Linked DNA regions of Homo sapiens: region 1 is linked to region 2. Evidence: chromatin loops called from intact Hi-C (ENCODE). Cell type or tissue: A673. All regions are shown on one strand. Links, peaks and the distances in the headings refer to the core of each region. The heading gives the core; the rest is flanking DNA.

Region 1 (5,389 bases), core at 179-5,178, 71 kb after region 2:
TGGCATTTTTTTTTTCAAAAGAGACAAATAGTCTTTTAATATTGTAGAATTTTTCAACTAAAAGGATGTTTATACTGGTTAGCTATTGCTGTTTACAAATTACCCCCAAATTTGGCATTTATGATCTCATGACTTCTATGGGTCAGGAGTCTGGGAATAGCTTTGTGATGGCCTCTGCTCAGAGTCTCTCACAGGGCTGCAATCAAGGTATCAGCCAGGGCAGCAGTCATCTCAAGGCTAGACTTGGGGAGAATCCACTTCCATGCTCATTCATATGGTCAGGGTCATGATTCAGTTTCCTGCTGGCTGTTGGCCAGAAACATTAGTTCCTTGTCATATGGGACTCTCCACAGGGCTCCTGAGATCTGACTTACTCCAGAGTGAGAGCTCAGAGGGAAAGAGACAGCGGGAGGGGACTAGCAGGAATGAAACCACAGTCATTTTATTGCCTAAACTGGAAAGTGACATCCCATCACTTTTATCATCAGCTATTTATTAGAAATAAATCACTGGGCCAATCCTACCCCCAAAAGAAGGAGATTATAGAAGGGAACGGATATCAGGAGGTAGAGAGAAATAATCAAGCTTGATTCCTTCATTTTACAAATGAGGAAAATATGGCTGAGGTTTAGATGGGTTACATGACTCACCAATGACTGGAAAGGAATTAGGGCTCAGGTCTTCTGATTTGTGGTCCAGAGCTCTTGGCACTGTATTTTGCTGATTTATAGTTTTTCTTCTTTGTCTCACTTTTTCTCACTCTCACAATTCTCTCCTTTGTTCAATCTGTTTATTTCAACAAATAGAAAAAAAAATCAGTCAATCTTTTGGACATTCAAAAACAAATATGTAAGCTGCTAATTTTTTGTTGTGTTTTCTACTTCTTACTCATAACTAATGATGGAGGGAAAATGGGAGAATATTCCTGTTTTAAGTGATGTTATTCAGGTGCTGAAATATAATGCCCGTGATTGGCATTCACCCAGTGCTTGAGATGTGCACGAGACCTGTGCTGTGTAAATAGCACTGCTGGTTTAATTGTCTTTCAAGAGTCTCACAGCAAAGTTGAAAAATCAAAATATCTAATTTCTTTTCTTTTTTGAGACAGAGTTTCACTTTGTTGCCTAGGCTGGATTGCAGTGGCACAGTCTCAGCTCACTGCAACCTCTGCCTCCCGGGTTTAAGCAATTCTCGTGCCTCAGCCTCCCCCGTAGCTGGAATTACAGGCATCTGCCACCACGCCTGGCTGATTTTTTTGTTTGTTTGTTTTAGTTTTAGTAGAGACAGAGTTTCACCATGTTGCCCAGGCTGGTCTTGAACTCCTAAGCTCAGGCAATCCAGTCATCTCAGCCTCCCAAAGTGCTAGGATTACAGGCGTGAGCCACCGCGCCTGGCCTCATTTTTTGTTGTTGTTTTCTTTTGTTTCGTTTTGAGGCAGAGTCTCATTCTGTCCCCAGCCTGGAGTCTAAAGGCCTGATCTCAGCTCACTGCAACCTCTGCTGCTCAGTTTCAAGTGATTCTCCTGCCTCAGCCTCCCGAGTAGCTGGAGTTATAGGCACTCGCCATCATGCTCAGCTAATTTTTGTATTTTTAGTATTATGATGTTTCACCAAGTTGGCCAGGCTGGTCTCGAACTCCTGACCTCATGTGATCCTTCCACCTCGGCCTCCCAAAGTGCTGAGATTACAGGCATGAGCCACTGTGCCCAGTCTTAAAATCTCTAATTTCTGATGCATTATTAATTTTGTTGCTTTCTTTAGTTTTTCAATGATTTGAGTTTTAACTTCTTTCTTAGCACATCATTTCACTCTCTAAAAGGCATTTTCATATATAGCATCTAATTAAGTTCACACATCTTTCACATGGTGTAGGAAGGTAGGTGGAAATGTGGCTTAGCTACACTGCATGCTTTGATCGAAATCACATGGCTGGATGTGGCACAGCTGTCTCGTTCTGTGACAGAATTTCTCTTCACTCAGAATTCCAAAGAAGCATTATAAATTGAAGCCACTCATTAAGCAAACATTAATTGAGTCCCTTATCAAATGTGGCTTGTAGCCGTTCTGGTCCCTACATACAAAGGGGAACTTGGTGCCATGCAGCCATTACTTTTACCACTAGTAATATGAATTAGTTAAAATAGAGTCTCTGGAGCTAGCATGTCTCAATTTCAAATCTTGTTTCTATCCCTGCCTCCCTGGTGTTTTTAAATACATCATTTAATTTCTTTGTGCATCTATGTCCTCTAGGGAAAATAATGATAACATTTTATCTCGTGGGGTGAGGTCATGTATGTAAGATACATAAAATAATTCCTAGCATATGAGACACTAAAATGATAACTATTATTATAATTTGTTAGTGTATTTTTTCCTATCTAACAGCTTTGGTTGGGAATGCCTGCGTGGTACGTGGCAGCCTGCCGAGCCAACGTGAAGAGTGGTGCCATCATGTCTGCTTTATCTGACACTGAGATCCAGAGAGAAATTGGAATCAGCAATCCACTGCATCGCTTAAAACTTCGATTAGCAATCCAGGAGATGGTTTCCCTAACAAGTCCTTCAGCTCCTCCAACATCTCGAACTGTGAGTCAGTTTCTGCTCCTCCCCTTCCTCAGTGCTAGGCAAATAGCCGTGTGTCTAAGTCTACAGAGCAAAATTGTGACAGCACACATTTCAATGTCAGCTTGAATTATTCTCAAGAGATTAAGCTTGCTCTTTATTAACCTTGCTGCTACTTTTAATAGGTTTTCAAATGAGGAACTATGATTCATATCAGACGTGAAAGCTAGCATAGCAGACTTTTGAGCTAGCATCTGAAGTTTAGATTTTTCTCCCAAGCGACAAGACCCTGAGCTTACTCTTTTTTCAATTCCTTCCTTCCTTCGTTCCTTTGTTCCTCCCTCCCTTCCTCCCTCCCTTCCTTCCTTCTTTCCTTCCTTCCTTCCTTCCTTCCTTCCTTCCTTCCTTCCTTCCTTCCTACCTACCTTCCTTCCTTCCTTCCCTTCTTCCTTCCTTCCTTTCTCTTTCCCTCAGGTAATTTCTCAGAAGATAAGATATAAGCATTAGTGATTACTAAAGATGCAAGGCTTAAGTGACTACATTTTTTAGTTTTAATATTTTTTATTTTTATAGATTCAGGGGGTACATGTGAAAGTTCGTTACATGGGTATATTATGTAATGGAGATTTTGGGGCTTCCAGTGTGCCCATCACCCAAATAGTGAACGTTGTACCCAATGGGTAATTTTTCAAACCTCATCCCTACCAACCTCTTCCCTTTTGGAGTCTCCAATGTCTGTTATTTCCTTCTACCTGTCCACATGTACCCATTGTTTAGCTCTCACTTACAAGTGAGGACATGTTGTATTTGATTTTTTTTTGTTTCCAAGTTATTTCACTTGGGATAATGGTCTCCAGTTCCATTTATGTTGCTACAAAAGACATTAGTTTATTCTTTTTTATGACTGCATAGTATTCCATGGTGTGTATATACATTTTATTTATCCAATCATCCACTGATGGACACTTAGATTCATTCCATGATTTTGCTATTATGATTAATGTTGTGATAAAGACATGAGTGCAGGAATTATTTTGATATAACAATTGCTTTTCCTTTGGGTAGGTACTAAGTAGCGAGATTACTTAGTTGAATGCTCATTCTATTTTTAGTTCTTTGAGAAATCTCCATACTGTCTTCCATAGAGGTTGTATTAATTTACATTCCCACCAACAGTGTATAAGTGTTCCCTTTTCTCTGTGCCCTTGCCGACATCTTTTTTTTTTCTTAACTTTTTAGTAATAGCCATTCTGACTGAGGTGGGATGGTATCTCACTTGGTTTTAATTGCATATATCTGATGATTAGTGATATTGAGCTTTTTTATATGTTTGTTGGACACTTGTATGTGTTCTTTTGTAACTCACTATTTCTTAAGAAGTTTCTGTAATTATGAAATTATGTGAGTTTGACGTTTTACAGATACCAAATGGAATATCTGGAATATCTTTTTCTTTCAAAGTCTGTTTGTTTTTCAGTTATAAATTCCTAGTCATCTCATAATTTTTTACCTATCCTAATCCTAGAAAAGAACAAAATGTGACAAAAAAGGCATGCATGACGACAAATTCCCAAAAACTCCCAAATAGTATTTAATTATTTGTTTATTCCATTCCTAAATTATATATTTTGTTTATAAAGTATATTATTTCTGATAATTACTAGATTTCCCAAATCTCATATCTTATATAGCATAATAAAATATGGGAGAATGAGATAAATTTTAGCAATAGGTAAAATATTAAAAAGTCTTATTACTTTATTGCAGTTTTCAGGCAGAAAAGTAACAAGTATAACTTTTTTATACATGATCTTAAACAGTTGTGAATAGTTTGTTTCATTTCTATTTACACATTTTCCTTCCCAGTATACTAGATTCTAATGCCAGAAATAAAAGGTCAAATTTAAAAGGCTTATATAATTCTTACATAACTCCATTTTAAGTTCTTCCTAAATGACATGTAGGAAAAATATATAATTTTTAAAATTCTTACCTATATTATTTTTAAATAGACACAAATGTTTTTCACTATACCTGGATTATGACTCAAGCTAAAAGACAATTTAGAATACAATAGCCCCTTGAATAAGATAGGAGTTAAGGGTGCTGACCCCCCACACACAGTCAAAAAATCAGCTAGAATTTTTGGCTCTCCCAAGACTTAACTACTAAGAGCCTACTGTTGACTGGAAGCCTTACTGATAACACAAATAGTTGATAAGCATGTATTATGTGTTTTATATGTACACATATATGCTCCATTCGTACAATAAAGTAAGCTAGAGAAAAGAAAATATTATTAAGAAAATCATAGGGAAGAGAAATTATATTTACTATTCATTATGTGGAAGTAGTTCATCATAAATGCCTTTATCCTCGTCGTCTTTATGTTGAAAGTACGCTGAGGAGGAGGAAGGGGAGAGATTGGTCATGTTGTCTCAGGAGTGGCAGTGGCAGAAGAAAGTCTGTGTATAAGTGGAATGATGCAGTTCAAACCTGTGTTGTTCAAGAGCCACCTGTATATTTAAAATAAGAAACTGAGAAGACCATTAAAATAGTTATTGTAAATTTAATTTAAGTCTGATGAAGAGTTTGCTGAGTAATTTCCAGCTGAGAGAGAAGCATCATAAATAGTTTATATCCACATTTTCCTCCCAAGAGCAAATGCAAACAAAATTATTAAACATTATGAATCTTGCAAAAATAAATTTGAAGTCCCAACTTCCAGATGAAAAATATGATACATTTTATTATTTTTATTTACCAGTGTAATTCATTTCTTAATGAACAATAGGGAATTTTAAAACCATTTTTCTAAAACTATTTAA
Region 2 (5,389 bases), core at 56-5,055:
CTTTGCCTGGTATGCAAAATAGAAAAGTGATGAGACACAAGTCAATACTTTTTTGGGGGGAAGGTGATTTGAAATATTCACGTGTCAAGTGACTGATACCTACACACCAGTCTAAAAGTCAAAATGTAAGTGAGTTTATATCATCAAAAGAACTAGTATCAATCCCAGTAGAGGGTTTAGGAACCCAGTATTTTCAGCTGCATTATTTCAGAAATAGTGCTTCTGTACAGTCTGCAATGTGATTTACAGTTATATATGTCTCATTGATAGTTGGCAGCTACCAGACCAGCAAGAGTTATGAGAGCTGGTTACCAATTCCAGAGCATAAATTAAGGTAGGGTATAAAACCCGGATGATCACATCATTTTAGAAATCTAGATTGAATGCCAATCACTATTTTAGCTAGACATTTTCCATTAGTACATAAAATAAACCAAAATAGGGAAAATGTTTTGACAAAAAGTTAGTTTGATTAATTTACCCATTAGAAAGTAATAAGACATGACTTCCTCTCATACAACTTCAAATACATGGCCCCTATGCAATTACTACACTCTTAGTTTAATTTTATTCTATAACTTTGAAAAAGAATACATTATTTTAAATAATGTCTTATAGTACTTGTGTGTTTTGTAGAAAAATAAATAATTTTTAACAACAAAAATAATTTTCTGGCAAGGTTTATTTTAAGTATCTATGATGCCAACTTATTTCCACTGACTTTGTGACATGTAATATTAGGTTTCTGAATAGCTAGAGTTTGTTATTTCTCTAATAATTTAAGTATCATTATAAATTGTTAATTCCACATTGCAGTAGATGTCCAGAAAGTGAAATTTTAAAAAATATGATTTCATGATTTCTTCTTTCTTCAGACAATAGAAGTGAGTTCTTCTGAATTTTTTATAACACCTCTAAGATTTAGCTTGTTGCTCACTTTTTCTTACTTGAAGAATAACCAATAGTTTCTGATTTAAAATGTGGTCTGAGAAAAGGCAAACAGAAGTAGCTTAAAATGCAATATTTATTTCATTTGTTCATTCAAGTGTTACAAAATAGCATTTCCCATTTAAATTATGTATTTTTTAAATGTGAAGGTCTCACATTTGAAAATTTCATCAAAGCATGGTTTCCATGGAAACCAAGAAATACCTGAACTAAGGAAGGAATCTAAGAGGATTCTTGAGTGATAAGATATTAATCAATATATTTTTAAGTATTTTATGTTTAATTTATTAATTATTTCTGCTATTTTCTTTTCTTTAGAATGTTTTAATTCAAGAATCAGAAACTTTCAGAAAGAATCTTGAAGAATCTTTACATGATAAGGTATAATGGAAACTTATGTTTTGGGCCCATTTTCTATTTTTATTTTCTATTCCACTGATGAATGTTTTGTTGTAAAATAAATTTGAAAAAATAATTTTAGTATGCTATCTTTGTAAAACAATTTTAACTTTTTAGAATATGTGCAGAAAAGCGTACATAGAGAGGAAGAGCTTCATGAATCTTTGTAACCCAAATTCACCAAAAATTAGCACTTCAGAAACTCCCCCCAAATTAGTCTATACTCATACTCTTCCATTAAAGGATAATCACTATCTTGACTTATAACATTAAAAAATGGTTTTGCCTTGCTTTATGCCTTATATAAATAGAATTAAAATATATGCGCTAATTTATGTCAGTTTTAGATATTCTTTCAGCAGAAATACATTAAATACTATTATAAATAGAATTATGCTAAGTTATATATGTCCAAACATAATCCTAGTTCCAAAGGAGCTAAAAAAATCTAACTGAGGAGAGAGAACACAGCCCTTACAAACCAATGAGGATGCAGGGTAGCAGATGCCAAATGCCAAATTAGTGAAGTAGGCAGTAAGAGCTACAGGTAGGAAAGACCATGATATATTGCTGCTGTGAAGAAGACTTCAGGAAGGAGGGACTTGACTGAAGATTTAAGGGAAAGTAGGACTCTGACCCCAGGCTTTCAAACATAGTGCATGTGGCATGATCACAGGTGCTTGGTGGGGTGAGGGGATGGGTAATGAGTGTGACATTTTAAATAATAGGCACAACTATTTGGCTGGAATCAATTATTCCTGTTGTAGGGTATGTGGTAGAAGAGGAAACTAAGGGCAGATTGTGAAATTTTAATGGTAATTGCTAATAGTATTTTCCTTCTTCATTAGCCTTTAAAGTTATTGTTAGCAATTTTATCTTATTTTTTTAAAGAAGAAAGGATTGCTAACTTAAGAAGTGATCTATAACTGTATGTTGAGAAAAGATAGAAGAAATGGAGAGAGAGAAGGAAGGGAAAAAGAGAATGAAGGAAAGAAGGGAGAGGGGGAAGAAAGAAGGGAGGGAAGGGAAGGGAAGGAAAGGGAAGAGGGAGGGAGGGAAGGAAGGAAGGAAGGAAGGAAGGAAGGAAGGAAGGAAGGAAGGAAGGGAGGGAGGGAGGGAGGGAGGGATAGTATGGGATATAGAAGGTATTGGAAAAGATGAAGAATAGAGGAAAGAGAACAATTATACATTTAACCCTACTGGATGCTGCATATTATGAAGCAATTAAAAATAACTAATTCTACAGTCAAGGTGTCCACAATCTCCTGAAAGATAGGTCTTTAGAACAATGTAATGTGGGGCCTAGAATATAGTATCTGATTCTTTCTGAGGTAGTTCACAAAAACAACACAGAGATTACATTTTTAGTAGCCTCTTAAAGACATATATGATCTTCATAAAGGTAGAGCATTCTAAGTAGAGGATGAATCCTCTGCAACGGCACAAAGAAAATCAAGATGATTGATTTGATGAATCATCAGAAGTTTACTGTGACTGGTATGTATTTAAAGAAGTAGTTTTTGAGCAGATTGTGAATTTTGGACGTGATGCTGTTATGCATGTTATGTTATCCAAAGCTCTGTGTGCTCCTGGCAATATCCCCAGAACCCACTCCCCCACCACCTACCAAAGCCTTGTAACTCCAACAATCTGCCTAAGCAACCAAGAGTACTAATCATGCCATGCTTTGCATCCTTGCTTATGTCAGTCTCCAGAGAGAGTAAATCCCAGATCATATCTCATGTCTGAACTATCATCCCATTTAGATGGGCACATTCACTAATCTGACCACATCTTCTATAATTCCTCAAATTTCCACTAAACTAACTGTACTCACAGTCCATTATCAGCAAAACCCTCTGTAGGCTCAAACTCTTTTCTCAGTGTTTCCCTTTCCATCTTTATCTCTACAATTTGAAGTTTCTAGGTAGCTTTCCTTTCTTCTCTCTGATTCACCCCTAGTGACTTCATCTGATCTCCTGGATTTAAACACCATCTATAAATTGAGCACATCCAAATTTAGATTACCTACTGGGTCCTCTTCCCTGAGAGAGTTTATATATTCTATTGCCAACTCAATATCTCCATTTGGACACCTAGGTACCTCAAATGTAACATGCCAGTCTATTCTCACCCCACTCCCACACATCAAACACCACCACCATCTAACCTAACACACCAGCAGTCTTCTCAGTCAATCATAATTACAATTTCTTTCTTTCTTTCAGTTACTCAGGCTAAAAAACTTGGACTTAGTCTTGACCCCTATGTTTGTTTCATATCCCACATCTAGTCCAATATCAAATCCTCTTATTTCTACTCTCACGATATAGCCAAAATATAGCCACTCTTACCCTAACACCATTCTTGTCCAAACCATTACTCTCTTGCCTCAAAATTTCCTCTCTTTTCTGACTCCCAATTCAACTTGACAATCTATTTCACAGCCATTAGAATGATCATGCCACTTCTCTGCTAGAAAATCCAGGAAACATAGCAAGACCCCATCTTTACAAAAATAAAAATTAAAAACAAATTAGCCAGGTGCAGTGGTGCACACCTGTAGTCCTCCTAACTACTTGGAAGGCAGAGGCAAGAGGATTACTTGAGCCCTGGAGTTCAAGACTGCAATGAACTGTGATCACAGAACTGCACTCCAGTTTCAGTGGCAAAGTGAGACCCTGTCTTTAAATAAATAAATACATAAATAAAATAATTTTTTAAAATCCTTCAATTGTTGCCTATCTCATGCAGAGTAAAAGCCAGAGTTTGAAGTGGTTTACAACCTCTTTTAGGACTACCATTCCTGAGTTCTGCAATCATACTTTTAAAAAGTATCCTCTATTTGTCAATTTAACCTCTGCAATCCAGCCACACTGGACTCCTTACCCTCTACTCCATTTCCACTAAGAGGCGTATGCACGTGTTGTTGCTTTTATCTGCCATGCCTTTTCCTAAGAGTCTCATTTTTTAATTTCTCCTTTATTTAGGTCATTGTCCAAGTATCACTTTATTGAAAAACCCTTCCATGACTCCCCTGTTTTCTCCTTTCTAACAACATGCTATATTTCTATATTACTACTTGTTTATTATTCATCTTTTCTACTAAATTCTAAATTGCATGAGGGCAAGACATTTGTCAGCTCACTACTGTATCTCAGGTGCCTGACACACAAGAGGTACTCAGCGCACTTTTGTGAAAATAATGAACAAAGATATTTACAAATCAATAAGAAACTATTGAACATTTTAAAGCAACACATTAGTTTATTGTACATGTGTTTTGAAATTATATGTCTAGCAGAGAAATGTGTAGGAAAGAGACTGAAGCTGGTAAAAATCATTCAGGAAAAAGATAAAAAGGGCTTAGAGTAGGATGGTAGTGACGTAGTGAGAATAAAAAGAACAGAAAAGAGAAACATTGCAAAGGCCACATTAACAAAAAAAAATGTGGTGAGAAAAGTTTGAGTAAAGTAAAATATCAAGCACTGGCCACTGGGAAGGGGAAAAACAGTAATAGAAAAATCTAGAATGATACATTTAGACCTGTAAAACAATATAACAGTTATAATCATTAAAACCAAATTGAATGCTTACATGAGCAGTTAATTAAAGCTCTAAGACAACCCCTATCTTCATAAATTTATAGACCAGAAAATGCCAATTTGAGAAAATTATAATTAAGTACAAATAATGGTGACAATATCAAGCTAATTGGTTATTAACTTTACTTTTTAAGGTGCACTCCAGCCTCAGTGACAGAGTGAGGCCCTGTCTTTAAATAAATAAATAAATTAATTAATTAATTAATATTTTTTAAAAAAATCCTCCAATTGTTGCCTATCTCATGCAGAGTAAAAGCCAGAGGGTTTACTTTCCTTTTTCTTTCAATCCAATCATCTTTTTCCTTCACCCATATGTCCTTTAACCCTCATAGAATAATGAAAGTTCTTCATTTACTGCATAAATAAGACATTTTCTTTATTTTCAAAACTGCATATGATTTCTACTCTGCATTTTTAAGTGACATCTACATAGCTAG

The links. Hi-C counts contacts between places; a loop is a spot of excess contacts. Peaks named below come from ENCODE experiments on the same cell type or tissue, not always from the same donor. Only the 100,000 strongest peaks of a DNase experiment are listed, where the experiment ranks them.
Region 1: it touches region 2 in a loop (8-fold over the local background); 2 of 110 quality-filtered maps call a loop at or near these places.

What each region holds. Positions count from the first base shown.
Region 1 is chr12:81,292,031-81,297,419 of GRCh38, reverse strand. PPFIA2 (PPFI scaffold protein A2) reads left to right here. Exons shown (of 33, transcript NM_003625.5): 24 at 2,385-2,585. PPFIA2-AS1 (PPFIA2 antisense RNA 1) reads right to left here. Exons shown (of 6, transcript NR_120491.1): 3 at 4,896-5,026; 4 at 651-786. Among named protein-coding and RNA genes, the nearest start is that of PPFIA2-AS1, 16 kb to the right of the region's middle. In A673, for the core only: no CTCF peak of the experiment used is centred there; DNase peaks (open chromatin) are centred at 349 and 2,769; H3K4me3 peaks cover 622 bases; H3K27ac peaks cover 4,518 bases.
Region 2 is chr12:81,363,048-81,368,436 of GRCh38, reverse strand. PPFIA2 (PPFI scaffold protein A2) reads left to right here. Exons shown (of 33, transcript NM_003625.5): 14 at 1,267-1,329. Among named protein-coding and RNA genes, the nearest start is that of PPFIA2-AS2, 51 kb to the left of the region's middle. In A673, for the core only: no CTCF peak of the experiment used is centred there; no DNase peak of the experiment used is centred there.